Regions from separate parts of the Mus musculus genome. Here all the other regions are linked to region 7. The links are chromatin loops, found by intact Hi-C in ENCODE. Cell type or tissue: heart. All regions are shown on one strand. Links, peaks and the distances in the headings refer to the core of each region. The heading gives the core; the rest is flanking DNA. Region 1 overlaps Il27ra (interleukin 27 receptor, alpha). Region 2 holds the start of Ccdc130 (coiled-coil domain containing 130). Region 3 has its middle 23 kb from the start of Gm23626. Region 4 has its middle 16 kb from the start of Ccdc130. Region 5 overlaps Zswim4 (zinc finger SWIM-type containing 4). Region 6 holds the start of Mri1 (methylthioribose-1-phosphate isomerase 1). Region 7 has its middle 8.2 kb from the start of Mir181c.

What was found. Peaks named below come from ENCODE experiments on the same cell type or tissue, not always from the same donor. Only the 100,000 strongest peaks of a DNase experiment are listed, where the experiment ranks them.
Region 1: it touches region 7 in a loop (4-fold over the local background); 20 of 42 quality-filtered maps call a loop at or near these places.
Region 2: a loop joins it to region 7, with 2.3 times the contacts of the local background. A loop is called at or near these places in 16 of 42 quality-filtered maps.
Region 3: it touches region 7 in a loop (7-fold over the local background); 20 of 42 quality-filtered maps call a loop at or near these places.
Region 4: a loop joins it to region 7, with 7 times the contacts of the local background. A loop is called at or near these places in 17 of 42 quality-filtered maps.
Region 5: it touches region 7 in a loop (2.0-fold over the local background); 3 of 42 quality-filtered maps call a loop at or near these places.
Region 6: a loop joins it to region 7, with 4 times the contacts of the local background. A loop is called at or near these places in 2 of 42 quality-filtered maps.

What each region holds. Positions count from the first base shown.
Region 1 is chr8:84,037,577-84,041,576 of GRCm38, forward strand. Il27ra (interleukin 27 receptor, alpha) reads right to left here. Exons shown (of 14, transcript NM_016671.3): 3 at 3,356-3,513; 4 at 3,098-3,255; 5 at 1,902-2,058; 6 at 1,720-1,793. Among named protein-coding and RNA genes, the nearest start is that of Il27ra, 3.0 kb to the right of the region's middle. In heart, for the core only: a CTCF peak has its summit at 1,651 (motif pointing right); DNase peaks (open chromatin) are centred at 665, 1,695 and 3,120; H3K27me3 peaks cover 1,887 bases.
Region 2 is chr8:84,267,892-84,272,335 of GRCm38, forward strand. Ccdc130 (coiled-coil domain containing 130) reads right to left here and starts at 2,511. Exons shown (of 10, transcript NM_026350.3): 1 at 2,451-2,511. In heart, for the core only: a CTCF peak has its summit at 2,698; a DNase peak (open chromatin) is centred at 2,590; H3K4me3 peaks cover 1,694 bases; H3K27ac peaks cover 1,538 bases.
Region 3 is chr8:84,355,249-84,359,692 of GRCm38, forward strand. It overlaps a transcript of Cacna1a not described here. Among named protein-coding and RNA genes, the nearest start is that of Gm23626, 23 kb to the right of the region's middle. In heart, for the core only: a CTCF peak has its summit at 2,715 (motif pointing left); a DNase peak (open chromatin) is centred at 2,713; H3K27me3 peaks cover 1,647 bases.
Region 4 is chr8:84,283,763-84,288,206 of GRCm38, forward strand. No RefSeq gene overlaps it. Among named protein-coding and RNA genes, the nearest start is that of Ccdc130, 16 kb to the left of the region's middle. In heart, for the core only: a CTCF peak has its summit at 2,101 (motif pointing left); DNase peaks (open chromatin) are centred at 1,099 and 2,099; H3K4me3 peaks cover 513 bases; H3K27ac peaks cover 489 bases.
Region 5 is chr8:84,228,372-84,232,815 of GRCm38, forward strand. Zswim4 (zinc finger SWIM-type containing 4) reads right to left here. Exons shown (of 14, transcript NM_172503.3): 3 at 2,370-2,726; 4 at 652-800; 5 at 421-571. Among named protein-coding and RNA genes, the nearest start is that of Zswim4, 6.4 kb to the right of the region's middle. In heart, for the core only: a CTCF peak has its summit at 2,578 (motif pointing left); no DNase peak of the experiment used is centred there.
Region 6 is chr8:84,254,759-84,259,202 of GRCm38, forward strand. It overlaps Mri1 (methylthioribose-1-phosphate isomerase 1), which reads right to left and starts at 2,566. Exons shown (of 5, transcript NM_026423.4): 1 at 2,132-2,566; 2 at 1,486-1,661. The coding sequence starts at 2,502. Ccdc130 (coiled-coil domain containing 130) reads right to left here. Exons shown (of 10, transcript NM_026350.3): 9 at 4,355-4,444; 10 at 3,009-4,168. The coding sequence ends at 3,723. In heart, for the core only: no CTCF peak of the experiment used is centred there; DNase peaks (open chromatin) are centred at 1,701 and 2,563; H3K4me3 peaks cover 1,964 bases; H3K27ac peaks cover 2,433 bases.
Region 7 is chr8:84,184,946-84,189,389 of GRCm38, forward strand. No RefSeq gene overlaps it. Among named protein-coding and RNA genes, the nearest start is that of Mir181c, 8.2 kb to the left of the region's middle. In heart, for the core only: a CTCF peak has its summit at 2,607 (motif pointing right); DNase peaks (open chromatin) are centred at 1,716, 2,276 and 2,646; H3K4me3 peaks cover 1,089 bases; H3K27ac peaks cover 1,820 bases.

The sequences.
Region 1 (4,000 bases), core at 1-4,000, 150 kb before region 7:
TACATTTATCTTAGTGTGTGTGTGTGTGTGTGTGTGTGTGTGTGTGTGTGTGTGTGTGTGTGAGTACACCACAACACCCAGATGATGATGATGATGACGACGACTTCAAGATTCATTAGCCAGGCATGGTGACACACACCTTTAATCCCAGCAGGTGAATTCAAGTTCAAGGCCACTTTGGTCTACAGATTGAGTTCCAAGACAGCCAGAGCTATACAGAGAAACCCTGTCTCAAAACAAACAACCCAGTCTCAAAAAAAAAAAAAAAATTCCTCAGAGACCAAAAGAAGGCATTGGATCCCTGGAACTGGAGCTACAGACAGCTGTGGAGCTGAGATGTGGGTTCTGGAAACAGAGTCTGGGTCATCTTCAAGAGCAGCCAGTGCTGAGCCATCTCTCCAGATCCACATCCAGCTTTTTACGTGGTTCCTGAGACTGAATTCTTTCATTCAAGCTTGCTTCACCCCCTTGTCCCTTGTCCTCTGACCTCCACGAGTGCACACGCATGCACACATCTCACATACAGAAGGCTGGTCTCAAATTTTATATCTAAGCAAGGATGGCCTTGAACCGTCCCTGGCCCCCTTGGTTCCCATTGGGATTCCAGCTGCACCCCATCACATCTGGCTCATGCAGTGCTGTGGCTAGAGTCCATGACCTCGGACACTCCAGGGAAGCTCTATTTCTGGGCTGCACTCCAGCAGGACCTAAGAGCTTTGGAACATTGATTAAGGGCTCCTGCCCTGCTGCACACCTCCGGCTCCCTCCCCTGTGGCTTTGTAACTTCCTCCCCAGTGGAAATGTACAAGGATGAGAATGTGTAATAATTTAAGTGATTCCAGAAAACTCTAGCAGGGCACAATATTTAACACCTTCAATACTACCACTTAAGAGACAGAGGCAGGTGGATCTCTGTGAGTTAGAAAGTATAAATGGTATACACACATGCATTTACACCATATACAAACATATATGCCTTTGCACGCATGTGTGAATACACTTACCTACATGTGTGCATGCATATGTGTATACATACATTCACGTGCAGGCACCCACACACATCTGCATGTTCACATGCACAATAAACACATGTCGAACTAAATGGATGACATTTAGCTGTGTGGCTCAAGAGTCATGGTATGTTTTATTCCTTGTAGAGTTCAGCCATGCCCAGCAGATATTAGATGTTCAACAGAATTTTTTCAGTGCTGAGTGGGGAGCCTGGAATCTCATACACTCTTGCTAAGTATTCTGTCACTGAGTCCCCCTTTAAAACTTTTTGTTCAGACTAAGTTGCCCTGAACTCACTCTGGCTGGTCTTGAACATGCTTTCTTCCTGCCTCAATCTCTTGAGCAGGTGGGATCATAGGTGTGGGCCACCTTGAATCAGGAGACTAGGATAGGCTCTTCTACCTGTTGACAGCAGCGCAGGGGCAGCCCGGCAGCGTGCTATGGACATAGACACTGAGTCTAGTACATGTGTTACATCTTGCCAAGCTGCACTGATATCATGTCCTGAATCCAGACCTTCATATCTTCTTTCTCCTGCCTGTCCCAACCAACACACCTCAGAACCCCTACAGGCAGACCCCACCAACTCCTGCTCGCACAACTAGCGCTTCAAGAGAGCTCTGCAATCCTAGAAAAAACCTCCAGGGGGCAGCAGAGGAAGCCATTGCTGCTGATAAGTTCCCAAGCCCCTTTGGTCATGAGGCTCACCTTCCAGACAAGCAGGGCTGCCCGTTTGCCAGAAGTTTCACAGACGGTCCCCGATACCCACACATCTTCAGGATCTGATGAGGATGAGAAAAGACAGGTGAAGTTAGATGAACAAGACTGCCTGGCCTGTGGTGGTGGTGGGCTGAGGCCCAAAAGTGCAAGACAAGTGGAGCTGTCCTCACCTAAGAATGGCGTCTGGAAGGACAGGGGCGAACTCCACTCGCCCCATGGATATCCGTTCTCCACCTGGCAGCGGCCAGACACCTGGTAGCAGGTGCCAGGTTCCAGGTTCTGCATCTCAACAGGAGTCAGCCCATCTGTCTTCAGCTGGGGCTCCAGCTGGGGAAACAGATGGGGCCACCCTCTGTTGAGAAGACTTTTTTCTTCTTTTTCCAATGCTATGGTCCTGGCTCTGACACAAGGCTAGGCAGGACCTCTATCATTGAGTTACATGAAACCTTTGGGGTGTGTGTGTGTGTGTGTGTACAGATGTATGTGTGTACAGATGTTGATGTTGTGTCTTCTGTTGCTCAACATCTTATTATTTTTAAACTTTATTTACTATTGTGTATTATTGTGTATATTGTATACGTGGGGAGGGGGTCAGAGGACAAGTATAGAGTAAGTTCTCTCCAGCTACCTTTGTGTGGGTCCCTGAAATCTAATTGAGGTCATAAAGTATTCATGACCACTGCCTTTCCCCACTGAGTCATCTCCCTCTTCCTCCACTTCATTTTCTCAGCCAAATGTCTCCCGGACTCTGGAGTTCACTCATTTGTTAGACTGGAAGGTGGGTCAGTCCTGAGGTCTGCCTGACTGCCTCTGCTGAGGTTACATGGTGCCACCGTGCCCGCCTCTTTCACTGGCTGCGGGGCCACACGCTTGTGTGTCAGGTACTGTTTACCGAGCCATCTCCCAGCCCCCGCCTGCGCGTTGGTCCTTTTATTTATTTCCTTTTTTTGAGACAAAATTTTAACTGATTAGGAAACCCATGCAGGCCAGGTGTGGTGCTGCACACCTTTAATCCCAACATGGGAGGCAGAGTCAGGTGGATCTCTGTGAGTTTCAGGCTAGCCGGGATCATACAGTACCCATCCCCCAAAGCTACTTGGGCAGAATTTAGGGATGGCAGCGAAACCCCGTCATCCTGGCGCTCAGGAAGACAAAGCTGGAGGACCATGGCTTTGGGCCAGCCTGGCTACATAGCCAGACTCTATCTCAAAAAATAAGCAACAAATGAACCAAGTTGCCTGTGAGGCCATCTATGAAGGACTTGGGGTGACTCCGTGATAGGCACCAAATGAGACTGTGCTCTGTAGGATTCGGGATGCTGTCCCATCCTCTGCAGAGAGAGTAGGAAGGAAGCCCAGACACTCACCCGGGTCCATGTTTCAGCCTGGCATTCCTTGTACCGGAACTGACAGATGAGAACTTTCTGCGGTGGCCACACGGGCGGCGCCCACTGCACAGTGGCCTCCAGGGTTGCTTCCTCAGAAATATCCACTTGAGAGAAGATCTGGGGTGTGTCTGGCTTCACTGCAAATGGGAGGCCAGAGTGCACTGAGCTCAGGCCTTCAGCCACCCTCCCACGCTCCCTGCACTATGCCCCCCCCCACCCCCGCCCACGCTTCATTACTTTGGGTCTCCAGGTTCACAGAGACAGAGGACCACAGAGGCCGTCCCTTTTGTGTCCCCCAGATGAGGAGTTTGTCAGCCATGGTGAACTGTTCCCGGGGAATGGTCACCCAACTCTGTTTGGAAGGCACCTTCACCTCCCAGACTCTATTGGGATGGCTGTGAGGAGAGATTGGGAAGAGATGCTCGTTGGCACAGCCTAAGCCCCAGGCTAAGCTTCCAGCCCTGCACCAACTTCATGCCTCACCCTGCTCTGCTTGGGGTCTGAATCCCTTGCTCTTAAGTCAACACCGTGACCTGAGGAGAGTGACTTAACCTCTCTGTTCTTCTTTAAAATGTATGCAGTACACCTACTTTCTGAAAGAACTCAACAGTGGGCCGGGTGACTGACAGTTTACACCCGACAGTTCACAGCTGTCATCCCAGCACACAGGAGACGAAAGCAGGATTGTTAGAGGCCAGCTTCACAGGGTAAGACCCTGTCTCAGAAAACATGCTGTTCCCCGGGGCTCCTCCCAAGGTGCTTTTTCTTTGTCCTTTACTTAGCGCAATTGAAATGAAGTTTCCAGATACACTCTCCCCTGGACCCTGAACCCCAAACCATACCAGAACCAGCTATTGTTGTTGTGATTACAAGCGCTACACT
Region 2 (4,444 bases), core at 289-4,288, 83 kb after region 7:
CTACACATTAAGGGGTATGGCTGACATATCTTATCCCCTACCCTAAACTTTGCAGCCCAGAGGCTAGGCTGCTCCCCCACAAAGGCTCTCTCTCTATATATATATAAAACCCAGACATTTGAGTTACCCACTCCTTTTTGTATGTCTGCCCACCTGGGTGCTGCACCTTCTCCTCTCTCCCATATGGTCTGGCTCAATCTGGACACGTTGGCACTCTGGGCTCCCCAGATGTCTCTGCCCCTGCTCTCCCTTTTATCTACAATCAACTTTCTGCTTCACTTAGGAGTAACCATGGCCTTTATTCCTTTTCTCTTTCTTCATTTAGTGATCCCGGAGGACTCACAGAGCATCAGAGGCTGATGTTGGCAGGGCATTTGTTTGTGTGGGGCAAAGCTTCAAATGCAAACTGAAGTGCCAGAATTCAGAAACTGCATTTATTTAGGATTTTCTCCACTCTTCTCAGCTGTCTTGAGGATTTTTTATTTTTGTTTGTATCTGTTTTTTTTTTTTTTTTTGAGACAAGGTTTTTCTGTGTAGCCTTAGCCCTGGAACTCGCTCTGTGATCCACCTGCTTCTGCCTCCTAAGCACTGGGATTAAAGGTGTGCATCACCACCTCCAGGGGTAAGGTTTTTAAAAGAGAAATTTATTTTTAAATAGTGTGTGCTTGTGCCCAGAGAGTCTAGGAGAGGACATTAGACTCCCTGGAGCTGGAATTACAGGCAGCCGTTGAGTCACCTGACATGGGGACTGGGAACTGAACTCAGATATTCCAGAAAAGCAGTATGTGCTCTTAACTACTGAGCCATCTCTCCACCCCTAAATTAAAACAAAACATTGTGTGTGTGTGTGTGTCCAGGTGTGACTGTGCCATTGTGTGCAGGTCAGAGGAGGAGTTAACTCTCTCCTTCCCCCACATGGGGGATGGAACTCAGATAGCCAGGCTTGGTGTCAGTGTCTTCACCTACTGAGTCATCATCACACGTCCTGACCCAGATACCTTTGGTGGCCAAGTACTTCAATGCCCAGCCAGGTTTGCGAGGCACAGCTACCTGAGTTTAAATTCAAGCTCCATTCTTTACCAGCTGCGGACCTGGGTCTGACTGTTGTGGAGTGCCTGCTCATCGCCTGTCAGAAGAGAATACAGACCAGGGAGTGATGGTGTATGCCTTTAATCCCAGCATTCGGGGTGTGTGTGTGTGTGTGGAACCAGGAGGGTACACACTGAGTTCGAGACCAGTATGGTCCACAAAGCCAAGTTCCAAGCTAGCCAGAACCAGACAGGAAGACCCTGTCTCAAAAAGCAAAATCAAAACAAACAAAAATTAAAAACAGAGGGAAATGGGAGCGGGAGTGACTCTGGGGTTTGCTATAATGAAAAAGTGTATGGGCTGGTAGTGTGGACACCCAGCTTGAAGTGCTATGTGCTTGGGGTCTGCTTTACAATGTTGAACATGTTTGTTTTGGAGACATGCCTTTCTGTGTAATCCCGGCTGGCCTAGTACTCCAGATCTTCCAGCCTCAGCTTCTGAAGTCTTAAATGGCTAATCACCACAGGTAGTATCACAGCCAGATTACACCCAGTCTGCTCAGGTGGATGCACAGGGGCTCTTCTGTGCCAAGGGTCATTCCTGACCTCAAATGCCACAGCAGACCACAGCTTGGGCATCAATCTCCTCTCTGCTGCTTCCTAGCTGCCTGACTCTGGGCCAGGGGCTACCTGGATCCCAGTTTCTCCATTTGGGGAAAAAAAAAAGTTTTCTAAAGGATTCAGCCGCTGAGACTGCCTTTGGGAGTCATGACAGGTGTTAAGTATTGAGAAGAACAGGCATGGGACAAAGAAAAGTGACAATTTCAAATTTCTCCTACTTACTAACAACTATAAAAAATATTTTTGTTATGTGTATGTGTGTGCAGAAGTGAGTTCAGGTGACCGGAAAGGGTAGAGGGTTGGATTCTCTGGAGATACAGGCAGCTGTGAGCTCTGGGAACTGAACCCTGGTCCTCTGCTAGAGAGCAGGTCAAGTTCTTAACCGCGGAGCCACCTCGCCAGCCCCTTACAAATTACATTTATTTGTTCTGCGTGTGTTGGCAGAGTGTGCAACGAAGTGAGAATGTAGATCAGAGAACAGCCTACAAGAATCGATTCTTTCAACATGCTCAGGGGTCGAACTCTCATGTTGTCAGGTTTGGCCACAAGCGCCACTACCAGCTAAGCCACCTTGCCGGCCCCCAAGCTACTGTTCCCAAGCACTATGTTTCAATTCAGGCTAGGAGGGCTCATCTTCAGCATGAAGACGCCTAGAGGTGCCATTGGCCTAAAACGGAGGCTGGGCCCTGGGAACCCGCTCGCGTCCGCAGATACAGCATCTCCCGTGCCAGGACGCAGTGGTGGGATTGAGGACCTGCCACCCCCGTTGCCGTCGCGGACCGGTCCTCACCCCGTACCTACCTGCCCTCTCCCTGACGTCACGCCTCCACCAGCCCGGAAGCACACCCGGAGCCAGGAACCCGCAGAGCGCCCGCCTCTGCGGCCCAAAAGCGCCTGCGCAAGCTGGAGCGAGGCACTTTCGTCATCTTGATTGGCTGAGGCTATTGCAGACTGACCAATTCAGGCCTGTCTAGCCGTTAGAAGCCCCGCCCACCGGGAGTGGTCCAATTGGAGATGGCTTCCTCCCGGAAGATCTACTTTGGCACCGCCCAGCCCTCCCTGGCGGTTGCGTTTTCGAAGGAGCTGATTCGTCATTTTTAAGCTTTGATTTGACTGACGTTTGAGACCGGTTTTCTTGTATCCCAGTTTGACCCTGCATCTCATTATATTGCTGAAGATGACTCTGAATTTCTGACTCGCCTTGTGATATCCAAGTAGTGGGATTACCAATACAGCCCAGGCTATTTATTTATGGATTTTAAAAAATTATGTTTATGACCAGACGTGGTGGCCAACACCTTTAATCCCAACACTCTGGAGGCAGAGGCAGGTAGTCTACATAATCAAAGGCCTGTCAGGAGTACACTGTCTCAAAAAAATACATATGTATGTGTGTGGGTGAGTGCTAGTGTGCCACGACTGAGGGAAGTAGAGTCAGAGGGATATTTGTAGGTCTCTGGGCAAGTATGTGGTGCATACATATATGCAGCCAAAACACCTGTTCAGGTAAATAAATCTTAAAAGTACAAAGCAATGCCGGACGTGGTGGCTCACGCCTTTAATCCCAGCACTTGGGAGGCAGAGGCAGGTGGATTTCTGAGTTCGAGGCCAGCCTGATCTACAAAGTGAGTTCCAGGACAGTCAGGGCTATACAGAGAAACCCTGTCTCAAAAAACAAAACAAAACAAAAACCCAAAACAAAAAGTACAAAGCAAAGCCGGGGGACGGTGGCACACGCCTTTAATCGCAGCACTAGAGAGGCAGAGGCAGGTGGATCTCTGAATCTACAGAGTGAGTTCCAGGACAGCCAGGGCTACAGAGAGAAACCCTGACTCGAAAAAAATCTGCCCCCCCACCCCCACCAAAAAAGTAGAAAGCAGAAAAAAAGAGGTTTATTCAATGGTGGCACTTTAGAAAGCGATTCGGGGAAGGGACACTCTTAAGTTCTGGTGTGAGATCATGGTTTAAAGGTACAAGGATCTCACATCTAAGCAGTCTTGGTCAAGGTGTGGTCCCGCCCACCATTGACCCACCATTGTCTGGGCTTCAGTCTCATCCTGTAAGTTGGTCTGCAAAACCTAGAACTGGGTGAAATCTCTTTCCAGAAGACTTTCTCTTCCCCCTCTGGCTGGCGCCCTTTCTTTTGCCCACCATGAGATTCCTGGGGAAATTCCCATTTCTTTGGAGTTCATTATTTTATGGTCTGATAGATTGAGAGATGTGGGGACGAGTCTCTCTAGATATCTTCATTTCTGCCAGGTCTATTAAAAAATAAAAGGTTAGTAACATGGAAGATTCTTGAAGGCCCCTGAGCTCAGCTTTATATAAAGAGTCAATGACAGGGCGAGGGGACTCACAGTGTGAGCAGAGACTCTAGGGCCTGCTTTTGAGTCAACCCTTCTTATAAGCAACCCTGACACACACTCCTGTTTATAACCCTGGTAGGATGTCGTTTGTAGGACATCAGACTTCAGTGCAATGGTTACTTTGGTCTGTGTGGGTTCTCTTTCAAGGATGAGTAGATGTCTGTGTGCTGTATCCTCCCAGGAAAAAGTCTGTGGCAGTGAGAGAGGGGGAACCGCGAATTCAGAGATGACTTGGGAGGAGTGAGTTAGCCAGGCATGCATGAAGCTAACCCTCCTGAGGGGAGCATCAGAGGAGGCATTTCCGAAAAGCCGATAAGCCGGCCTTTCCTGTAGGGTGTTAGTGTACTTTATGCTGTAGCAGCAGTAGCAGGGTTCTTGTTATGGGTGTGAGCAACTAAGGCTGAGCTATCAGGAGTTGGAGCGTCCGTG
Region 3 (4,444 bases), core at 220-4,219, 170 kb after region 7:
GCTAAGGCAGGAGAATCACAAGTTTGGGGCCAGCCTGGGCTACAAGAATAAGTTTCATGACAAACTTGGCGAAACAGAAAGTGAAAAAGAGCTGGGAGTCGAGTCCTTGCGTGGTGTGCTCCGACTCTGCCTCCATACTGCAAGTAAATAGAATTAAACCAAGGACAAAGTAACAGATTAAAGAGCTGGCATGGTGGTGCGTATGTATAAGCCTCGCACTGTCCAGGCTCAGGTAGAAGATTGTGAGTTTCAGCCTAGCCTTGGCAGCAAGGTGAGACAGCCTCAAAAATTAGTAAAATAGGGACTGGAGAAATGACTCCGTGGCTAAAGGCTCTGGCTGCTCCTGCAGAGGACTGGAGTTCACACCACACCCACATAGTGGTTAACAATGGGCAGGATCCCATTTCAGGGGATCCAGCACCATCTTCTTACCTCCCAGGGTGTGTACACAGACAATGCACAGACTGCATGGAAAAACACTCGTGCACATAAAAAAACAGCAAAATCGGAAAGGTATAGGATGGCTCTGTGGGTAAAGGCCACTGCTACCAAGCCTGATAGCTTGAGCTCAGTCTCTGGAGCCCAAGGATGGAGGGAGAGAACTGATGCCTACAGCATTGTCCTCTGATCAGTACAGATGGCCCACGGCACACCCATACACCCATCACACACACACAGACACAGACACACACACACAATTTAAATAACAACAAGAAGAAAATAAAGGGCTAGGGGGATAGCTTAGTATATTGGGACCTGAGTTCAATCCCTAGGGTGTGTGTGTCATGTCGGGGGTGGGGGTGGGGGTGGGGACAGAGGCCAGGCATGGTGGTACAAGCTAGAATCATGATGCTGGGGAGGCAGAGACAGGCAGACTAGACTAGGCTCACTGGTCAGCTAGCATAGTCTACTCTATTCCAGGCCAGTGAGAGACTCTGTCTAAAAAACTAAGGTGGTAGCCCCTGAGGAATAGCACCTAATGTTGATCTCTGGCTTCCGCATACATATATGCACATACCAGTGCCCCATGCACACTGCAAACACATGAATATAATAAATAAAACATCGAGACAAAGAAACTAACAGACAGGCTCTCGGTGTGCTTTCTAACTACACAGGAAGCAGATCAGGACCAGCCTCTTGGTCCAGTGCAACTGAGTTTGAACTTGCCATCAGGGATCTGAAGTCCACTGGACGCAGGTCCAGAGCACAGAAAGCAAGGGCTTTAGAGGGTCCACTTTGCAGAAGGGAGCATCTAGATGTGAGAAAGCACCCCTCCCCCACCCCTCCCCACCCCACCCCAGTTCGATCTGGAGCTAGGTAGTTCTATTGCTTAGCATCAGCCACACCCTTGCGCCCTTTCAACCCATGGCCTGTGTTGCCCGGCAACTGCTAGAAGTGTCTTTCCTGCCCCCCAGTTGCCAAGGGAATACTCAATCCTGGCAGCCGGGCCTGGGGCGCTGAACTTCCGGGCGCAGGGTGGGGTGGCCTCTGCTGTTCACACCTGCTCGCGCACAGCCCTGGCCTCCCCTCAGTTTCTCTCACTCTGCTCTCCTTGTCTCCTCTCTCCCTCCAGTTTCCTCTCCTGGGATATCTGAGCGAGGCCCATGGATGCCGAGGGCCTCTTGGGGCTCTGACCCCATGCTTTCTCCCCTCAGTCATGAGCTCCTGCACAGCCCAAGGTACCCAGGCACGGACTGCACCCTGGCAGGCTCATCCAGGACTCTGCATGTCCCGTGGTCACAGCAGATGAGCGGAAGCCTCGAGGGGCCAACTCTGAAACGGCGTGGTGGCGTGGTGGACCACCGGGATGTCATCTTGGCCCACCAGGCGCACAAAATGCACAGCACCCCTCAGGCCAGAAGGAAAGAGTGGGAGTGAGTATTCACGGGGCAGGCTGTAAGGGAGCTGTGCGGGGCTTGTGGGCCAGCCAAGCCTGAACTGGCAAGCTTCAGGGGATAGAATGCGCTGATATGGTGTGGGTGACTCCAGTTGTCCCTTGACAGTCCATCAACCCTCTGCCTTAAGGTTGCCTGGAATACTCTGAACCGGCTTTGTAAAAGACCCGGATCCCTTGTGCGCAGTGGAGCCAGAAAGGACTGGCAGAGGGGACAAGTGCTTTCTCTGGGGACTTGGGTAGGGTGCGGGGAGGTGGGGCATGTTGGGAAAGGCTGGGAAATTCTGCCTTCAGAGGTACTCTGGCCCAGCTGTGAGGGAACGAGCTACGCTGATAGCTAATGGGAAGTGGTTTGGAGAAAGGTTCAACTACAAACAATCCCTTTGCCACTGCATCTCTAAGCGGATTGCTAGGGCTTAATAACATTTTATTTCAAAGGTGTAAAGCTGGGGTGGTTTCCTGGGCTGACACTGATGGCTGTGATGTACCCATGAGTAACAGCAGGAGCCGCTGATGCTAGCAAGACAGGAACCAGTTTAAGTCCCTCAGTCTTCATACCCTGCCATCCCAGGGAGGCTGCGTGTGTGTGGTCACCCTGCTTATCTGCAGCTGCCACTGTTCCTGGAGAAGGGGAAGCCTGTGGGTGCTGATGGGCGGGAACGAATGCAAGGTGGGCCTGAGCACGTCTGGTAGGCTGGATGTGAAGCAGGCCTACTTGAAGTGCCCTCTGAGGTAGTTCCTAAGGTTATGGCTGGATGTGAAGCAGGCCTACTTGACGTGCCCTCTGAGGTAGTTCCTAAGGTTATGGCGACACCTGGTGGTATGTCTGAGCATCTATGGGCGGCGGCAAACTGACCCGCGTTCCTCACCCTTAGGTGTTGCCATGTATCCGGCTTTCCTCCCATGCATGTGTCCACCTGTTCACTCAGTATGTCTACCCATGCATCAGTTACCCCAACCATATGTCTTCCCACGTTCGCCTACTTTGCCTCTCCCTCCTCCACCCACACACTCACTGTCCAACCCATCCAATCCGTCCTTCACTAGTAACCAAAGCACCTAGATTGTGCCTCTCCAGGGCTTCTCCCCACCCTTCCTCTTCGGTCTCTCCGCATTCATGCTCTTCTTGCTTTTTTTTCTCAGAAGCAATGAGACCTTTAAAAGGTTGCAATGAGTATTCGCACAGACTTTCAGCAAGAAGATTCCCCGCCGCTCCCCCCCCCCCCCCCCCCCCCGCCTTTTGGAGACAGGGTTTCTCCGTGTAGTCCTGGCTGTCCTAGAACTTTCTTTGTAGACCAGGCTGGCCTCAAACTCACAGAGATCCTCCTGCTTCTGTCTCCAGAGTGCTGGGATTTAAGGTGTGTGCCACCACCACCTGACTCAGGAAAGAAACTTTTAGGGCCAAGAAAGTGTTTTGTTTTGTTTTTGTTTTTTCTTTTTAAGACTTATTTATTTATTTTATGTATGTGAGTACACTGTAGCTGTACAGATGGTTGTGAGCCTTCATGTGATTGTTGGGAATTTAATTTTTTAGGACCTCTGCTCACTCCAGTCAGCCCTGCTCGCTCAGTCCCTGCTCGTTCCAGACCAAAGATTTATTATTATAAATAAGTAAACTGTAGCTGACTTCAGACACACCAGAAGAGGGCGTCAGATCTCATTGTGGATGGTTGTGAGCTACCATGTGGTTGCTGGGATTTGAACTCAGGACCTTCAGAAAAACAATCCGTGCTCATATCCACTGAGCCATCTCACTAGCCCAAGAAAGTGGTTTTTGTAAAACACATTTTAATAGATTGTATTTATTTTGTGAGCAAGCACTTGGAGAGCGGTGTGGGGTGGTGTGGATGTGGAGGTCAGGTATTCTAGAGTATTCTAGTCAGGTATTCTTCCACTGTTTTCTACTCCTGCCAAGAAGACAATTTTTCAGCACATCCCTGGGTATTTACTTTGTTTATTTATAGATATATTCTGCTAAACATATCATGTGAATTAAAATGGAAATGGGGATATCCATAAAATATATAGTATTTTGAAGAAATTTTGTTTGTTGCTTTTGAGGCAGCAAATTTTCTTTCTATTCTTTTAAAAAAAATTCTTTTTCTCTTTTGTTTTTTTCCTCTCTCTCCCTCCCTCCCCCCCCCCTCTCTCTCTCTCTCTCTCTCTCTCTCTCTCTCTCTCTCTCTCTCTCTCTCTCTTTCTTTTCTCTTTTTTGGAGACAGGGGCACTCTATGTAGGCCTGGCTGTCCTGGAACCTGCTAGGTAGGCCAGGCTGGCCTCAGCCTCACAGAGCGCTGCCTGTGTCTGCTTCCTGCATGCTGAGTTATTGCTGGAAGTGGATCCTGATGCACGGGCAGGTGTTACCTTGTGATCCTGCAGTCTCTGGATTCCAGGCCTGAGTGCCAGGGTTAGCACTGACTGTCAACTTGACAGAATCTAGAGTCACCAGGGAGAAGGGCCTCCCGGGGATTGTCTTGGCTTTGTGGACTGAAATGTAGGGTCCTCCCCCTGCAGATGGCTTCCTTTCTTGACCTTCATGGGTCCCCA
Region 4 (4,444 bases), core at 289-4,288, 99 kb after region 7:
ACCAGACTGTAGGAGTCTACTCCCGGGCATTTTCATGGTTAGTGATTGACGTGGGATGCCTCAGGCCCCGTGAGTAGTGTCACTCCTGGGCAGTATGACAAGGCAGGCCTCCAGGAGCAAGCCAGTAAACAGCATTCCTTCATGGCTTCTGCTTTAGTTCCTGTCCCAACTTCTGTTCATGATGGCGGGTCAACTGTAAGATTAAACAAATACTTTACTCCACCATAGCTTTAAGTTGCTGCGTGTAATTTTAAAAATGTGCTTGTTCTTTTTCGAGAGCTTGCTTTTCCCAAGAACCCAGGGAGCTGCGATTACTTTACACCAGCCAATCACCCCACAGCTAGCTCAGCCAGTTGCCAAAGACCTCCCCATGGCTGTGTCCTTTCTCCTGCCCACCTGAGTTGCTGCAGATGAAAAACACCAGACAACCTTAATATTTAAATACTAGCCAGATAACTCAATGGCTAGGCACAGGATCTATTGTTCTAAACTCATCAGCTATCCTATATCAAAATTCCGCAGGTGGCGAAGACCACCACCAGTTCTAGTTGCTCCCAGGCCTTACATGGTTCATGCTCCTCTCCCCAAAGTCTGGCTGAAAAGACCTCTCTCTGTCTCGTCCCCCTCCTCTTCTTCCTGGGACCCAGAAATCGCACCTTTTTTCCTTGGCCCAGGGATTAGCTTCTGTGGAAACCTAACACAGAAATTGGTAGCTGAGAGTGGGCAATTGTTGCAACGGATCTGACTGAATTATTTTGGGATGGCTGTTGAAGTATTTGGAAATTTGGGCCTAAAAAAAGCCGTATTCCAAGTTTAATGACTATTGTGTGGAAGCTTCAAAGATAAGAATGATGAGATAAATCCGTGGAAGTCTGGCTTGTGAAGTTTCAGAGTCTCCCAAAGACTCTCAGGGCTGTTCCTGCAATATGTTTCTTAGGCTGGAAGCCCTGCCCTCCCACGCACAAGCTGAGAAACCCAGTCTGCCCTCCCCCTCCCCCCGCAGCCCCACCCACACAGAGAACAACCCCCATCCCCCACAGACCTGCTTGGAGAAAACTCCAGGCTGACATGTCATCAGTCCTTGTCTCTGCGTTCACGGCAACCCACCCAAGAGTTTTTAGCAGTACGGAAGCTGAAGGACTGAGGGGTAATGACGAGCCGGCAGTGCCTGGAGCCTAATGAGACAAGCTGTACTGAAGATGGAAGAGGCAGAGAAATGGCGGGGCTGAAGCCCTGTGGGAGCCCAGAAGAGTGTGAGTTCCACATGCTGGACACATTAAAGAGTTTATGTATACATCTGGGTTTTGAATTTACTTTGATCTAACTAAAACTGTGCCCTGTTCTTAGACTAAGAATGTATGTAACTGATTTTTTTTTTTAGCTTAATATAGTTGACAGACTTTGAACTTTAAGGAGACATTGAATTTGTAGAGAGAGCTTGGATTTTTAAAGTTATAGAATTTTTTAGAAGGCTGCAGAATTCCAGGACGGCAGCCACACTGGGTTGATTTCACCAACACAGCTGACACTTACAAAAACATTGTGTAAACAAAATAAAGTAACTGTCTAACAGACCTAAGAGGAGAGGGGGTGTGCTGGGAGTGTGGCTGACCACTGCTTCACCTTGTACAAGGCTCTGGGTTCCACACCGGAAGCAGCAAAACAAGCAAACAAAAAGATTGGGTCATATGCTTGTCTGTGGTGCAGGAAATCCTAAGGGCCTGCTGATCTCCTGAAGGTTTATGGGTGCTTCCCCTAAACTTGATATTTTTGGTTCTTTATGCCATGTGACTTTATGGGTGTTTATGTTGATTGGTGTTTTATGCCATGTGACTTTATTAACTAAGATGGCAATGAAGTTATATGGTCCTCACCATCAAGATGATACCATTATGATAGCAGCCAAGTCACAGGGCTGTCTCCATCTTGATGATCTTACTATCCAAGATAGCAACGGAACAAGATTACTTTCCTTAAAAAAAAATTAAGGGCTGGAGAGGTGGCTCAGTTGTTAGGAAGACTTCATGTTCTTGCAGGGGGTCCAGGTTCAGTTTCTAGGTGGCTCACAGCTGTTTACCAGTTCCCAGGGATCTGGTGCCCTCTTCTGGCCTCTATGGGTATCAGGCATGCACACAGTGCACAGACATACACGCAAATAAAACATTCATATGAGTCAGGCAGTGGTGGCGCACACCTTTAATCCCAGCACTCGGGAGGCAGAAGCAGGCAGATTTCTGAGTTCGAGGCCAGCCTGGTCTACAAAGTGAGTTCCAGGACAGCCAGGGCTATACAGAGAAACCCTGTCTCAAAAACAAAAAAACAAAACAAACAAACATGAAAACCCAACCAACAAAGACATTCATATGCATAAAATAAACATTAAAATGAAAGGGATTTTATTTTGCATATCAGATTGTTTGCCTCTGTGTGTGTGTGTGTGTGTGTGTGCGTGTGCGTGTGCGTGTGCACCATATATGTGCCTGATGCTTACAGAAGCCAGAGAGGGCATTAGATCCCCTCTTCTGGCACCACAGATCCATATATATCTGCTCATATACACACATACATGTACATAATACACATACCACACACAATTCACACCATACGAACATATGTACATACACATGCATACAATACATATGTACACATACAAATACAATACTTGACATATACACAAGCCACATATCTCTTTATACACACCATATACACTATAGCATAGATAAACACATCCACACATATAAACATACTCCACACATATGTATATGCACATACACTCAATACCACACACACCACCCATAAACACTACCTGTACTGGCTAGTTTTGTGTCAACTTGACACAGCTGGAGTTATCACAGAGAAAGGAGCTTCAGTTGAGGAAATGCCTCCATGAGATCCAACTGTAAGGCATTTTCTCAATTAGTGATCAAGGGGGAAAGACCCCTTGTGGGTGGGACCATCTCTGGGCTGGTAGTCTTGGTTCTATAAGAGAGCAGGCTGAGCAAGCCAGGGGAAGCAAGCCAGTAAAGAACATCCCTCCATGACCTCTGCATCGGCTCCTGCTTCCTGACCTGCTTGAGTTCCAGTCCTGACTTCCTTGGTGATGAACAGCAGTGTGGAAGTGTAAGCCGAATAAACCCTTTCCTCCCCAACTTGCTTCTTGGTCATGATGTTTGTGCAGGAATAGAAACCCTGACTAAGACAAATTGGTACCAGCAGAGTGGGATATTCCTGTGACAACCTGACCATGTTTTGGGGAGGACTGTGGAAGGACTTTGGAACTTTGGGCTTGAAGATCCATTTGTTGTTAAGAGCTCTGTCAGATGTTGTGTAGGAGCTTGGAAGATAATGTTGAGAACGGTGCAGAAGATGGAGGTCTGGTTTGTGAAATTTCAGAGGGAAAATTAAAGACTCTTTTCAGGGCCATTGCTGCTTTGATTGTGAAGATTCTGTAGTTCTGGTTAGCTGGGGCTGAAGAATCAGCTGTGATTAATAAGATACCAGAACTACCAAAGCAAAAATTTTGCATTACTGGGACTATTGATGCTGGTTAGCTGGAGCTAAGAAATTAGTGGTGATTAAGAAGAGACCAGCATCATTGAGGTGACATCTTCTGGGAAGTGTTTTCTGAAAGAACAAAGAGGCTGTGTTCCAGAGATGGCCAAGGTTGTACTCCTGCTGCAGCGGGACTTGGTAATATGTAAGGGTCACCCAGGTGGTACTGGTTTTGAAGGCATGAAGGGGTCACGCAAAGCAGCTGAGGCTCGGCACTGTGAGAGGCCATGGAAGGCCATTGGTGAAGGTGCAGCCTTAGTTGCAATTGAAGGCCCAGGACTGAAGGGGTCATGCAGTGTTTTGGAGATGCCAGTACCATGAGATGACCACCAAGAGCAGCAGCAGCAGTGGAGTACAGGCATCTGGAGCCTAGAGGATGACGCGTGTGCTACATAGGGCCTGGCTGGAGAAGTGACCCAAGCCCTTGGAGGAGCCCAGAAGATCGTGAGTTGGATCCCAGACATTGGACGGTTGGAGATTGACTTTTGCTTTTGATTGTGACTGTGCCCTGATATTTTCCCTCTTGAAGGAAGAAACTGTTTTAGTGGAGCCCACAGTTAAGAAACTTTTAATTGTAAAAAGACTTTGGATTTTAAAAGAGATGGATATTTTAAAGAGATTGAAATTTTAAGAATATGTAAAGACTGTGGGACGTTTAAAGTTATTTAAGATCTTGGAGATGAATAAGAACTAAGGGTTGAGGCTTACTAGTGATGTTTTTGTGTGTCAAGTTGACAAGGGGTCAATTGTACTGGCTAGTTTTGTGTCAACTTGACACAGCTGGAGTTATCACAGAGAAAGGAACTTCAGTTGAGGAAATGCCTCCATGAGATCCAACTGTAAGGCATTTTCTCAATTAGTGATCAAGGGGGAAAGACCCCTTGTGGGTGGG
Region 5 (4,444 bases), core at 162-4,161, 43 kb after region 7:
AGGGTATGTACAAAGTCTCTGTAACACTGGCTGGTTTTACGTCAGGTCCCTGGGCATCCCAGATGTCTGTGCCTTGGAGGATGTGGGACACCATGGGACAAAGCTATGTAGCACTTAACCATCTATGCAAGCATGGATCCTCCCATCCACTCCCCATCCATGAACATATCCATCCACATTTGCTGGAGCATGCATACTATGCAAGCCTGCAACCACTGAGTTATATCCCTAGTCCAAAACATATAACATTAATCATGATCTTCCCTACTGGATATTAATCCCAGGAGAGCCAGACTTTTGTGTTTTGTTCTCTCTGGGAGTTCCAGCACCCAGTAGGTGGCTGGCATGTTGGAAATACTTAATAATGCTAAGTAGAGAAGAGATTTGGGGCACAGATGCTAACATGAATGGGAGCCTCACCCAGCTCATCCCACAGCTGCCGGCACTTGTCTGTCATGCCAGCACCTTGCTGCCGCCACAGGGCCAGGCGAGGGTCCTGCAGGAACTGCTCAGTCATGAGGATTAGCATGCGTGCCCCATTGGAGTCCCGTGCTCGAAGCATCTCCCGCACCTGTGCAGAGACACAAGTGGTAAGAAAGAGAAGTGCATACCAGGCGGGCCCTCTACTCTGCCCAGCCCCAGCCTTGGCACCTTGCTGAACATGGAGCGCAGCTGCTGGCTGGCCCCATAGTGGCCACCATTGGACAGCAGCTGTTTCACCTGCTCTTGGATCTGCTCCTCATCCAGATGCCAACAGTTGGCATCTTCTGTGCCTGCACCCGCTGTGGGATCTGGGGCACCTGCGGGGACAAGAGTAGAGTGTCCACTCTTGCTGTGTCCATTCCTCCAAAGTCCACAATCCATTCCACCATACCAGCAATCCACCTATTAACTCACCACCCATCCATTTGTCCTCTACACACTCATTTATCCAACCATCCATCCCTCCACCATTCTCTTCCATCCACCTAATATTCTACCATGAATACATCTGTCCATCCAGGCATTGGTCCCAAACACTACAAGCCCCTTCGTTCACTTAGTCAGGTACTATGGAAACACTGTTTGTATCCATTCATCTTCCACAAAACATCAGTCACTCATCCATTTCCTCATCCATCATCTTACCAGACACCGCCCATCCGTAGTAAGCCAGTTTCTATCCATCTCCTCATCTCCATACCAGTTCCTCCACACCCACATTCTGTACACAGCCTGGTTCACCAGTCTTGCCTCCAGCCCACCTTCAATGTATGCACTCATCCTATGACTCCACCTGCCCACCATCTGGACTTGTCTCGACACTCAAACTACTTCGCCTTGGATTTATCAACCCATCAGTCATGTTGTGCACTCCTGAGCTACTCTGGTCCACAAACATGCCTCCATCACACCTATCACTGCTCCATGCTCCTCCCAGAACAACTACCTACCAGTCCCCAGCATGCATACCTACTGGTCTGTCTGTCTGTCTGTCTATTTTTTGTTTTTTCGAGGCAGGGTTCTCTGTAGCCCTGGCTGTCCTGGAACTCACTCTGTAGACCAGGCTGGCCTCGAACTCAAAAATCCGCCTGCCTCTGCCTCCCAAGTGCTGGGATTAAAGATGTGCGCAACCACTGCCTGGCTTTTTTTTTTTTTTAAGGAAGGGTCTCACTCTATAGTTCTGGCTGTCCTGGAACTCACTATGTAGATCAGGTTAGCCTCAAACTCAGAGATCCATCCACCTCAGCCTCCTGAGTGCTGGGATTAAAGGTGTGTGCCACTATCCCTGGATACCCACTGGCCTTTCAGAGTCCCATGCAAGCCATCTCTTCCCAGCCACCCTTCCAACGCTTAGTCCCCTCACTGCACTGTACTGATCTACCCATCTGCTTATCCCCATACTCTTCCACGGCACCAGTTCACCCTGGTGATGAATCATAACCTCCTAGAATCCACCCAGCATCCCATGACCCGAGTTAGTTCCCATCCATTACTGTTACCTTTCTACCATTATAGCCAAACAAACCAGCAGCAGACCCCTCCCTTCCAATACCTCCTGGACTGCACACCTCATTCATAACTCAGTGATTCTCATCTTTAAGTCTTTACCCTGGGACTCTGAAACACCTCACCCTGGGACTAACCCTCTGCTCTTTCTCTCCTCCCTCCCTCCCTCCCTCCCTCTCTCTCTCTGAACATGAGACAGGGTGGCACTATGTTTCAATCCACCTTAGCCTCCCCAGTCCTGAGATGACAGGCCAGTGTTACAACTTCCCTGTTTCTAACTGCCCAGGTGCCCTGGGCTCAGGCACCTTAGGATGTGTCTGTCTCTCAGTGTGTCACACCCCCAAAGCAGGGCATCATGGCCCCTCCCTCCCTCTGCTCACCATGAACCAGGTTGATCTCAGAGCCCAGCAGGAGGATCTCGTCAGCAAGACGTTGGGCGGTAGGCAGCACCTCAGTGTGGTGTGCACTGATGAGATACTGCACAAACTTCTGAAGCTGATCCCGGTTCATTTGTGACAGAGTCTCAGAGATGGGCAGCCGCAGCTCCACCTGGCGAGCATGACGGATGCGGTACAATGACAGCGCCACCACGTGGGCACAGTAGAAGAGGTCCCGATTGTCGCAGCCACAGCTCACAGATGTGATCTTGCAGCGGTCAAAGCTGATGGAGACGTGGTAGAGATGCTCTGGCTCTCCTGGGCCCCCAACTTCTCGAATATTCCCACTCAGGTGGAACCCTAAGAAAAAACACACACTGAGGAGACGGGATCGCCCCTGGGCCCCCCACTTCTCTGATGTTCCCACTCAGGTGGAACCCTAAGACAAAACATACACCGAGGAGACTGGATCACCCCAGCAAGACCTTGATGCACAATTCTGCTGAGAAGCCCAGTATGGACCACTTAATCTATTCATGCCTCAGTTTCACCATCTGTGCACACACAGCAACGATGATCTCCACATGCCACTCTAATATCTAGGTGAATTAGTCACAAGCGTTTAGAATGGCTTGATAAAGTTAAATCCAAACTCCTGATCTTAGGCCGGACGTGTTGGCGCATGCATTTAATCTCAGCACTTGGGAGGCAGAGGCAGGTGGATTTCTGAGTTCGATGCCAGCCTGGTCTACAGAGTGAGTTCCAGGACAGCCAGGTCTACACAGAGAAACCCTGTCTTGGAAAAAACAAAAAAAACCACCTGATCTTTTTGGGGGGATGGCCTCAATTGTTCTTCACCTTGTTTATTTACCTTTGGTTTTTTGACACAGGGTTTCTCTGTGTACCCTTGCATGTTCAGGAACAGGCCATTTAGACCAAGCTGGCTTCAAACTCAGAGATGCCTGTCTCTGCCTCCTGAGTGCCAGGATTAAAGTATTAAAGGTGTGAGTAAAGTCCCTAAGTGGTGCTCTGCAAAAGTCATCACAGCAGCAGCTGTCCTAGCCTACAGGCAGGGTAAGGTGCCCCTGACAGGAGCTGTCAAAATGGCGGCTCCTGTTAAAATGGCAGTGCCCCACAGCTCCTCTGCCTGCAGCCATCGGTCACAGGAGCTGTCCACGGTGATGCACCTCCTTTCCCCCTCGGCAGGAGCTCTCCCTCCAGAGCTGCCCACGGTGGACACCTTTCCTGTCTTAGCCTAAGGCTTTCCTGAAACACCACTGCAGGAGCTGTCCACGGTGGCTACATCTTCTCTCCAACCTCCCTAAGCAGCTCCACAGAGATGGCTCCTCAGACAAAGCTGCCTGTGGCCAGGAAGGACTTCCCACCCTAACCCATTGGCCTGGTGCAGTGAAAACGGGGTGAAAAAAAGGCACCAATCCCTGAGCAGGAAACCCCACTAATCCCTGATTTTCCCACACAAACCCACCAATCCTTGAGCAGGAGAACCCACCCAAGCCTGAACAGGAAACCCCACCAATTCCTGAGCTCCCCAAGCTAGACTTGAAACCACCAATCCTCAATCTGGAAACTTCTGCCCTGAAAAGTGCCACCCCCTCAGAAATCCTACAGCCCTGCCCTTTGTTCATTTCCCTGCTGTCTGCTCCTGGGAGCAGAGGGCAGCCATCCCTGGATTCATCTGTCCACACCTGGATCCTACAAGAAATCTCCTTCATGAGGTTTTCTGCCTGGTGTGACTCTCTCATCAGAAGAAACCAAGAAGAAAAGAATTACTGAAGAGAAGCGAAGAAGCAAACAAGTGGAGGAGGGCTGAGGCTCCTGAGTTCCTCAGCTCAGCTGGGGGAACCCCTCCCTCCCCCCACCCTGGTCTCCAGGAACTGCAACACCTCTGCTAAGAAGCATTCCTCTCAGAGCTGTGTGGCTCCTGGGCCCCCATGTCTGAGGATGTCCTTCTGCTGGGACACCTTTTCCCCTTAGAGCTTTATGGTTCCTGGGCTTCTGAGTCCCAGGCTACCCTCCCATCTGAACAGAAACACAGTGAGCAACTTCCCTGGGCCTCC
Region 6 (4,444 bases), core at 168-4,167, 70 kb after region 7:
CCTTCTTTGTCCTAGCCTGCTGAGTGGCCTTTAGCGCCTTCTGTCTGTTTTGCTGGGGATGCAAGGAGCCCATAGCTTTGCATTCTGGAGGCAAGTGCTCTACAGCCACACACACAGCTCCTCGGAGGAGGATTCTCAGTCGTGCTCCACTGCTCACCCATGCCTCTAAGCCCCTTGTCATTCCTCTCTGTATTCTAGGCTGCAGGTGCCTGGTGTCTCTCCCATGGTTCATCACTGTGTTCTCACTCGCTGCAACAGTCAGTAGTTGCTTCATGACTGTTAGTGGAGTCAATAAACGGGGCACAGGAGCTTCTTTCTGAGATTGAGCTCTGACTCTGGCAGACAGCAGAGCTTCTGGGACAACCAAGGGCCAGGAGGAATCTGCTGCCTTGACTCCCAAATTGCTATCTTGTGGCCACTTACTCAGGGGGTGTCACTCTCAGCTCCTCTGTCCTCTGGGAGTTGACACTATGCCCCTTCTGTAGGTATGTGGCGCGGGCCAGGCCAGGCAGGTGACCCGGGGAAGTTTGTAGACTCTGATAGCAGAACTACTTCAATCCATGTGCACAGGGAGGGCCAGGGTTCTAATGCATGGGTTGGACTCCTTGATGTAGCCACCCCTGCAGACAACTCCCCAAGGGTTTCTGTACAGGAGCTGCTATACTGGGAGTAGGAAAAACGAACAAACTAATATGCGGGGCTGGAGAGACTGCTCAGTGGCTAGGAGAACTTGCTGCTCTTACAGAGGACCTGGGTTTGGTTCCCAATACCCACATGGTGGCTCATAATCATCTGTAACTCTAGCTTCAGGGGATCCAAAACCATCTTCTGTCCTCTGGGCACAATGTACATGCATGGTACACATATGCACAGCAGGTATACACAAAATATGATTTGAAAAATCAAAACAAAACTAATATTTACACTTCTGTGGTTGAAGTAGTTTCTTCATTTGAGTTTTGGGGACTAAATCCTGGATTTTGTGTATTCTAAGCTAAGTATGTACTCTTTTAAAGTATTTATTTTTATTTTTAAAGATTTATTTATGTATTTTATGCATATGAATACATCACCGTTGCTGTCTTCAGACACACCAGAAGAAGGCATCAGATCCCATTACAGACGGGTTGTGAGCCACCATGTGGTTGCTGGGAATTGAACTCAGGATTTTTGAAAGAGCAGTCAATGCTCTTTACCACTGAGCCATCTCTCCAGCCCTAGTGTTTATTTTTAATTATGTACATGTGTGTCTCTATGCATGTAAGGGCATGTGCTCGTGGAGGCCAGAAGAGGGTGCTGCAGGTAGTTACTGTGGGTGCTGAGAACTTAATAGGTCTTTGCAAGAGGGGTCCATACTTTTAAGCTGCTGAGCCAGCCCTAGCTAAGCAAGTACTCTTGCCACTGAACTACACCCCCAGCTCCAGTTGCTTTGCCTTGCATCCCATAACATGTCCCATGCCCTAACAATTGAAGGTGCCTCCTCACCTAACGCTGTACCATAGCCAGCAGTGGCCAGAGCACCCGTGTTACAGTGGGTCAGCACGGTCACCTTGCCACCCCTGGGGTTGGTCTGCTCTAGGAGATGGCGGGCTCCCAAGTCCCCGATGCTCCGGTTGTCTTTGAGGTCCTTCTCCAACATATCCTCGGCGAAGCGGATCACTCTGGGGACAGAAGAAGCTCTTAGCACTGTTGGAAGGGAGCTGGCTAACTTTGAAGGGGCCGCCCTTTAAAGGTGAGGTGGGGTTCTGAGAGCCTGAGGACACTTCCACTCTGATCACTAATATAAGTGAGCCAGGAGCTGGGGCTGACGCACAGCAGTAAACAGGAGGAAACCCTTTACCTCTGTGATGATGACGTCATGGTGGGAGAGGCAGTTGATGAACAGGAAGGGGCAGAATCAGGGACAAGGTGTTTTTACAGAAGGGGAGGGGAAGGAGCAGGAACCTGGAGATGAAGTTCTAACTCCAGTGCTTTAATGCTCTAGACTCTAGTCTCAGCCACAGGCAGGAGCCGTACCGGTGCAACAGAAAAGCAGTAAGAACCAAGTGGCTGGACCGGAAGTGGGATGGGAAAGAAAATGGTAGAGAGGAAAGCTGGGCAGAGCACACAAGACTGGTCCAGGATCCCGTACCTTTCCCGCACGGTCTCTTCAGTGGCACCCTCTCGTTCCGCCTCCTGGGCTGCCACTTGACCCAGATCGCGGGCGGCGCGGGCCATGTTGACAGCGGTGGGCCGGGCGGCGACTAAGAGGCGCAGCTGGTCTCGCACGAAGGCCACCAGAGCAGCGAGTCCGGGACCGCCGGCGCCGGCCCGCAGCTCCACGGCCAGGCTGAGGCAGCCGACCAGCGCGATGGCCGGGGCTCCGCGCACCTTCATGGCGCGGATGGCTTCACTAGCCTGCTGCACGGAGCTCAGTGCCTCATAGTGGCAGTGCTCTGGCAGCTGCAGCTGGTCGAGGATCTGCAGCGAGCCGGGCGAGTAGCGGATCGCTTCCAGTGTCATGTTGCCTACCCTGCAGGGCCACGAGGAATCCTGCACAGGCTGCGGGGCGGAGTTGCGTCCTGCCGCGTGCGCATGCGCACGCGCTCCTAGGTTATCGGGCGATTAGCGTCTTCCAGAGTGGCTGTAACTTCTCCCAAGGCCGAGTTCTAGCTCCAAGATGCTTGGTGATGGGGCTATTTTTTTGCCGGAAATCGTCCATCCGTTACTGAAGCGATGACTTGGAACTCTCAGCTCTGCCTATCCACGGCTCACAGACACCCAGCGCTTAATCAGCGTGTCAAACGACCTTCCGTGGGACTACTTTTGTCTCCATTTTTTTAAAAAAAAGCAAGCACCATGAGGGACGTTTATTCTCAGGGCCTGAAGAGATTGCTCAATGGTTAGGCGTGCATTCTGCTCTTGTAGAGGACCAAAGGCTTCACGACTGCCGCTAGTTTTAAAGGATTCAAGGCCCTCTTTCAAACCTCAGTGAGACAACATACTCACAACATGCAAACACACAAAAATAAACCTCAGATTTTAATTCCAGCATTCAGGAGGTAGAGATATATTTGTGAATCTGGCTCCACAATAGTTACAGAACGAGTTCCAGGACAGCCAGGGATACATGAGAAACCCTATTTTAAAGCTGGACCACACCTTGTCTCTATTGCTGGGGTGCCAGGATGACGGTTGTCTGCCCACTATGCCTGGCTGGATTAGGGTGTTTTTGAGGTTGTTTCACAAACATCCCTACTGGCTGGCCACTATGAGTGACCCACACCAGCCCATGACATGGAGTTTGGATGTTCTTCCTGCCTGCCGTTAGCTTTATTTCTCTGGCTCCAGCAGCCTGGCCCTCTTTCAACCTTCCTTATGTAGTCCTTGACACCTCATAAGGGGACGTCACCCCAGGCCGTGGCCAATCTTGGTCAGTATCTCAAACCCTTCATCGGGCTTTGTGGGGCCACACTGCCGTCACAACGATGCAGCAGCATCTGCTTAGTTGGCTGGAAGTGAGGGCAGGGCAGCTACTAGATGAGTTTAGAAACAAGGCAGGGACAAAGAACAGCACTTTAATGCTCAGGTATCAGGGTTACATCAAGGCACAGGCATTCTCACCAAAACCAAATAAATAATAATCTGTATAGGAAGGTAGGTCTGTATCTGGGCTGGCAGCAATGTGCCAGTCCCTAAGGTCTGGACGCGTCATGGCTTCTGGTCCTGGAATTCTGACTCCCTTACTCGCTCTCTGAGTCAGAGTAGTCAGCCACCAGGGAGGCATTGGGGGTGTTGGGGTTCAGCAGGTCCTCCTGGGAGGAACCTAGGGGGAAGGCCTGATCACTACAGTTTCTCTTGGATTCTGATGTCTTGCTGGTCCTGGATGCTTCTGCTGCCTCTTCAAGTGTCTTGCTACCCTGGGTGGTTCCTGGTGGCCTTCTTTGTTCTTCTGACAAGGAGTTGTCTGCTGCACACTGAGGACTTTCTGGAACGTCTCGAGACTTTCTCCTCACTATGCCCAGGTCCCCCACCGTGCCTGTGCTGCTGGGGGGTGGTCTGCGGCCCTGGCACAGCTTCTTCAGGACGCTGCTAGCTTTGCTGCTGCTAGCACTGGGTCCCTGGGCTGAGGGGAACCAAGAGCGGTGGATGATCTCTGTCCGCTTCATTCGCTGCTTGTCCTCATAAGCTGTAGGGAAAAGGGAGCATTGGACAAGGGCCAGAAGTTCAGGGGCAGAGTGGGCACAGAGCACACACCCCTAGTCTTGAGCTTTCTTCCCACCAGTTTAAATAACAGGGGCTCTAGGGACCAAGTGCCTCCAAACCCTACAACCTTTGCTTCCCAAGGACCTCCCAGTCGGGAGCTGGCACTCACAGTCCAGGGTGTGCAACCTTAGCAGGGCAGCCAGCCTGCGGTCATCCTCAGACTCTGGCACAAGAGGGATGGCTAGGCTGGCTTTTGCCT
Region 7 (4,444 bases), core at 164-4,163:
AACATTATACTGCATGTATGTTTGCCCTTCTCAAGTCCGGGGGCTGAAGACTTTAGCCCCCCTCAAACCCAGGCTGTTACCTTTGTGGGCCTGCAGCGCTGGGATTCCTGTCGGCTGCCTGCCTTCCTTTAACTCCTTACTGCATTCCTGCCTCAGTTTCTCCTTGATAGGCTTCCAGACATCCTCCTACTTAGACAAGTCTCCACTGGCCCAGGAAAATTCTCTGGGGTTCAGAGTAAGGCGTATGCGAGGAAATAAATGGGAGTGCATTGTAATTTGGGGGTTGAGGGTGCGGCTCAAGTTGGTGGAGTGCTAAGCCAGCATGCAGAAAGCCCTGGGTTCCATCCTAGCACAGCACAAAAGAAGCAAGGTGGTGCAGCACTCTGGAAATAGAGGTACGAGCATCCGATCAAGGTCAGCATTGCCTACAAAGAACTTGAGGCCAGCCTGAGCTACATGAAACTCAGTCTCAAAGAAAATAAAAAACAGGAACACCAGCTGGGTTGTGGCGCACGCCTTTAGTCCCAGCACTGGAGAGGCAGGGGGATCTCTGAGTTCTGAGGCCAGCCTGGTCTACAGAGTGAGTTCTAGAATAGCCAGAGCTTCACAGAGAAATCCTGTCCTAACAAAAACAAAACAATGAAACAAAATGCTGGGGCTATAGAGATGGCTCAGAGGTTAAGAGCACTGGCTGTTCTTCCAGAGGTCCTGAGTTCAATTCCCAGCAACCACATGGTAGCTCACAACCATCTATAATGTGATCTGGTGCCCTCTTCTGCCTTGCAGGCATAAATGCAGGCAGAACACTGTATACATAATAACTCTTTAAAATAAATAAATCAGCCGGGCGTGGTGGTGCAAGCCTTTAATCCCAGCACTCGGGAGGCAGAGGCAGGTGGATTTCTGAGTTCGAGGCCAGCCTGGTCTACAGAGAGCTCCAGGACAGCCAGGGCTATACAGAGAAACCCTGTCTCGAAAAAACCAAAAAAAAAAAAAAAAAGATTTATTTATTTTATTTTTTATTTTAAATTATTTATGTATTTATTTTTTGGTTTTTCGAGACAGGGTTTCTCTGTGTAGCCCTGGCTGTCCTGGAGCTCACTCTGTAGACCAGGCTGGCCTCGAACTCAGAAATCCACCTGCCTCTGCCTCCTGAGTGCTGGGATTAAAGGTGTGCTCCACCACGTCCGGCAAAATAAATAAATCTTAAAACAAAACAGGTAATAGTAATTGGGCCTTCATAGATGAAGTCAGCGTTGTTAATGCCTCAATGTGTCTTTTTCCTACACCCCTCCACAAAGTCAAGATTGACCTTGAATCTCTGATCTGCCTCCACTTCCCAAGTGCTGGGATTACAGGCATCGCTGCCATGCTCAGCCTGGGAGTATGGCTTTGGAATACATGGTGCCTGTTCATTCCTCGCCCATTTACTCACTCTGTATGTCTGTTTGGAGAGACAACCCTTGGACAGGTTCCTCAACTTTCTTTTGGACTCTCCCTCAGAGCTACAAAGACTGGCATGTCAGAGTCAAACCAGCAAAGTCAGTTAAGGGGATATTGTCCTATTCACAGGTGGACCACTGAGTCTCAGAGAGGCAAGCCTTTTGCCCTAGGCAATACTGTCACAGCAGCCAAGGAGTCTGTCCTTTTCGAGGTTGGGGTTTCCTGCCTGCTTAGTGTCCTGTAGGGGGCAGCAGACTCCAGCGCTCTGTTTTTGGGTCAGGATGCCCTTCAGTCAGCTTTCCCTCCCACTGCAAATAAGGACTCTGCCTCGACCTCCTGCGTAGCCTGGGAAGTGCCCCCTACCCTCCAGCGCTAAAACGATGAAAAGGCTCTTCCGAAATAACCCCACCCCATTCCTAGAAGTTAAGTCTGCTCCAGACTCACTCTAAGGCCTCTCTCCGGATGTCTGCTTTCTCTTCCTGTAGTGTATTCAGGGGACCTAGGCAGGCGCCTATGCATTCCGGAACCGGTTAATGTTCGGAGAGAGAATCTCTGACTGCTAGTCAGGGACCAGTCTACGTTCCGGTTGTCATCGCCTTAGGAGCTCAGGATAGAAAGGGAGCAGCAAGGCAAGCCCGTGTCTGGGTCACCGTCGAGAAGGCTCCCGTTCTTCCCGATAATGTCCTGCGGCATCCCAGCCTTTGGGTCTCCTTGGGGACCCAGATGTGACTGCCCTGGGCTTCGGCATCCCAGAGTCCCTGAGTCGGCAGCATTGGGCGTCGCTCACGGGTGCTCAAAAGCATGCGGCTCGCACACTTAGAAAACATCCAGGAAGTACGGGGCTGTTTTCTCTGCACCCCTGTGAGGCTCCGGCGGAGACACGTAGGGCTAGAAGGATGCTGGCCATAGAGTCTCGAGCCAGCTTCTGCCACCTGTGCTGTCTGCAGTAAAGCCAGCACCATGCTCCCAGCTGCGGAGACCAAAACCTTTAGAAAGGTGCAGCGAATTTTCAAGTTAGGTTTTCTGTTCCTGTGTATGCATCTCGAATCTTGCTTCTTTCTAGAGCTCTCACCGTGTGCCTCATACCATCTCTCTTGGACAAAGTACTTTGATACCTGCCTGTTCTTCTCGCCCTCTCCGGCTGTTCTCTCATGACCACCAGAGGGCGCTTGGCCCACCCAAAACTGCTCCTCAGAACTAAAGGCAATGACTTGCACAAGGCCACATATTGTTCCCCTGACCCTGCTGGCCCTCACTTTCTCCATAGCCCACATCTCCCTCTGTCCTGCTGTCAGGCCTTAAGCTGAACAGGGCCTGGGCATAAGTTGTTCGTTCCTTCTGCCAGGGGTCTGTATACCTCTAGTGCTGGGACTGAAGGCTTGTACCACATCTACCACTAGTTTGCTTTTGAGCACAGTAAAACCTGGGGCCCCTGTTAGGCTTTCCTGAGAGCCCCAGAGGTCCTTTTGTCTCCACTTCCCCAAGATGGGATCACACACTTGTGCTACAAACATGGCTGTTGTGACTTTTCTACAATTTCCTTTAATTCTGGCACTCTGGAGACAAAGACAAAATGAGCCTCGAGTTTGAAGCCAGCCTAGTCACATAGCAAGCAAGTTCTAGGCAAGCCAAGGTTACATGGTGAGACTTTTCAAACATTTTTCTCACATATGTATGTGTTCAGAGGACACCTTGCAAGAGTCACTTCTCTCCTTCCTCTGAAGATGGAACTCGGGACATCAGTCATGGTGCCAAGTGCTTTTTAACCTACCGAGCCTTCTCTCATCAGCCCAAGTCTCCTTTTTATATGAGTGCTTATGTGAGCTCTTTAAGGACAGTCTTGGGCGGGTAAGAGCACTGACTGCTCTTCTGAAGGTCCTGAGTTCAAATCCCAGCAACCACATGGTGGCTCACGACCACCCATAATGAGATCTGATGCCTTCTTCTAGTTTGTCTGAAGTCAGCTACAGCGAGCGGGGTCAACCAGAGCAAGCAGAGGTCCTAAAATTTAATTCCCAACAACCACATGAAAGCTCACAACCATCGATCTGTACAGCTACAGTGCACTCACATACAATAAATAAATAAATCTTTAGGAAAAAAAGACAGTCTTGTCTCATCTCTTCCCCTTCCTTCCCACCTCTTTCCTTTTCTACCTTTTTTCTTTTTCCTCCTTTCCCCTCTTCATTCTTTTCCACTTCCAACCTGCTGTCTGAAGTAGCCCAGGCTTCCTCCTCTCTTGTCTGCTGTGCTCATGTATCATCTACTCCAAGTCAAGAGTTTGCATTTGCTTTTGTTTTATTTTTCGTGACTAGGGATTGAACCTTGGCCTCATGCATGCTAGGCAGCTCTACCGTTGAGCTGGAGCCCGGACCCTTCAGGGCAAGAACTATGGCCCTCATAGCTGTGTACCATTAAGAGCTTTTGCTGAGCCCTCACGATCCGTAATCTCCAGGTAACAGAACAAACATGAAACTTGCCCGCATCGCTGGGACAGAGGCAGGCACGCAGCACATAGTTCTGTGAAGTTTGCTGCTCTGAGAGCTCTCAGGGCACAAGGAAGTGTGGGAATGAGACTGGAGGACTGAGCAGCCAAGGAGGGACTGTGGCTGTGAGCACAGGGCTGAGAGAGCGGGGCTGCGGAGGGTGGACAGCTTTAGAGGTCTCTTTCCATCTTCTAGGTGTTGGGGATAACACAAGCTATCAGGCAAATGACCTTACCCTCTGAGCCTTCTTGTCAGCCAGCTTTTACTTTTTTAGACAGGTGCATTGCGATATCATTAACATACACTCAAATTTACACCTTCTATAGCACTAAGGTTATTTTTCTTTGTGGGGGTTGTTTTTCAGAACAGGGTTTCTCTGTCCTGGCTGGCTGGCTGTCCTGGAACGGACTCCATAGACCAGGCTGGTCTCGAACTCACAAAGATACACCTGCCTCTGCCTCATGAGTACTGGGATTAAAGGTGTGCACCACCACTGCCCTGCTTATTTTGCCTTT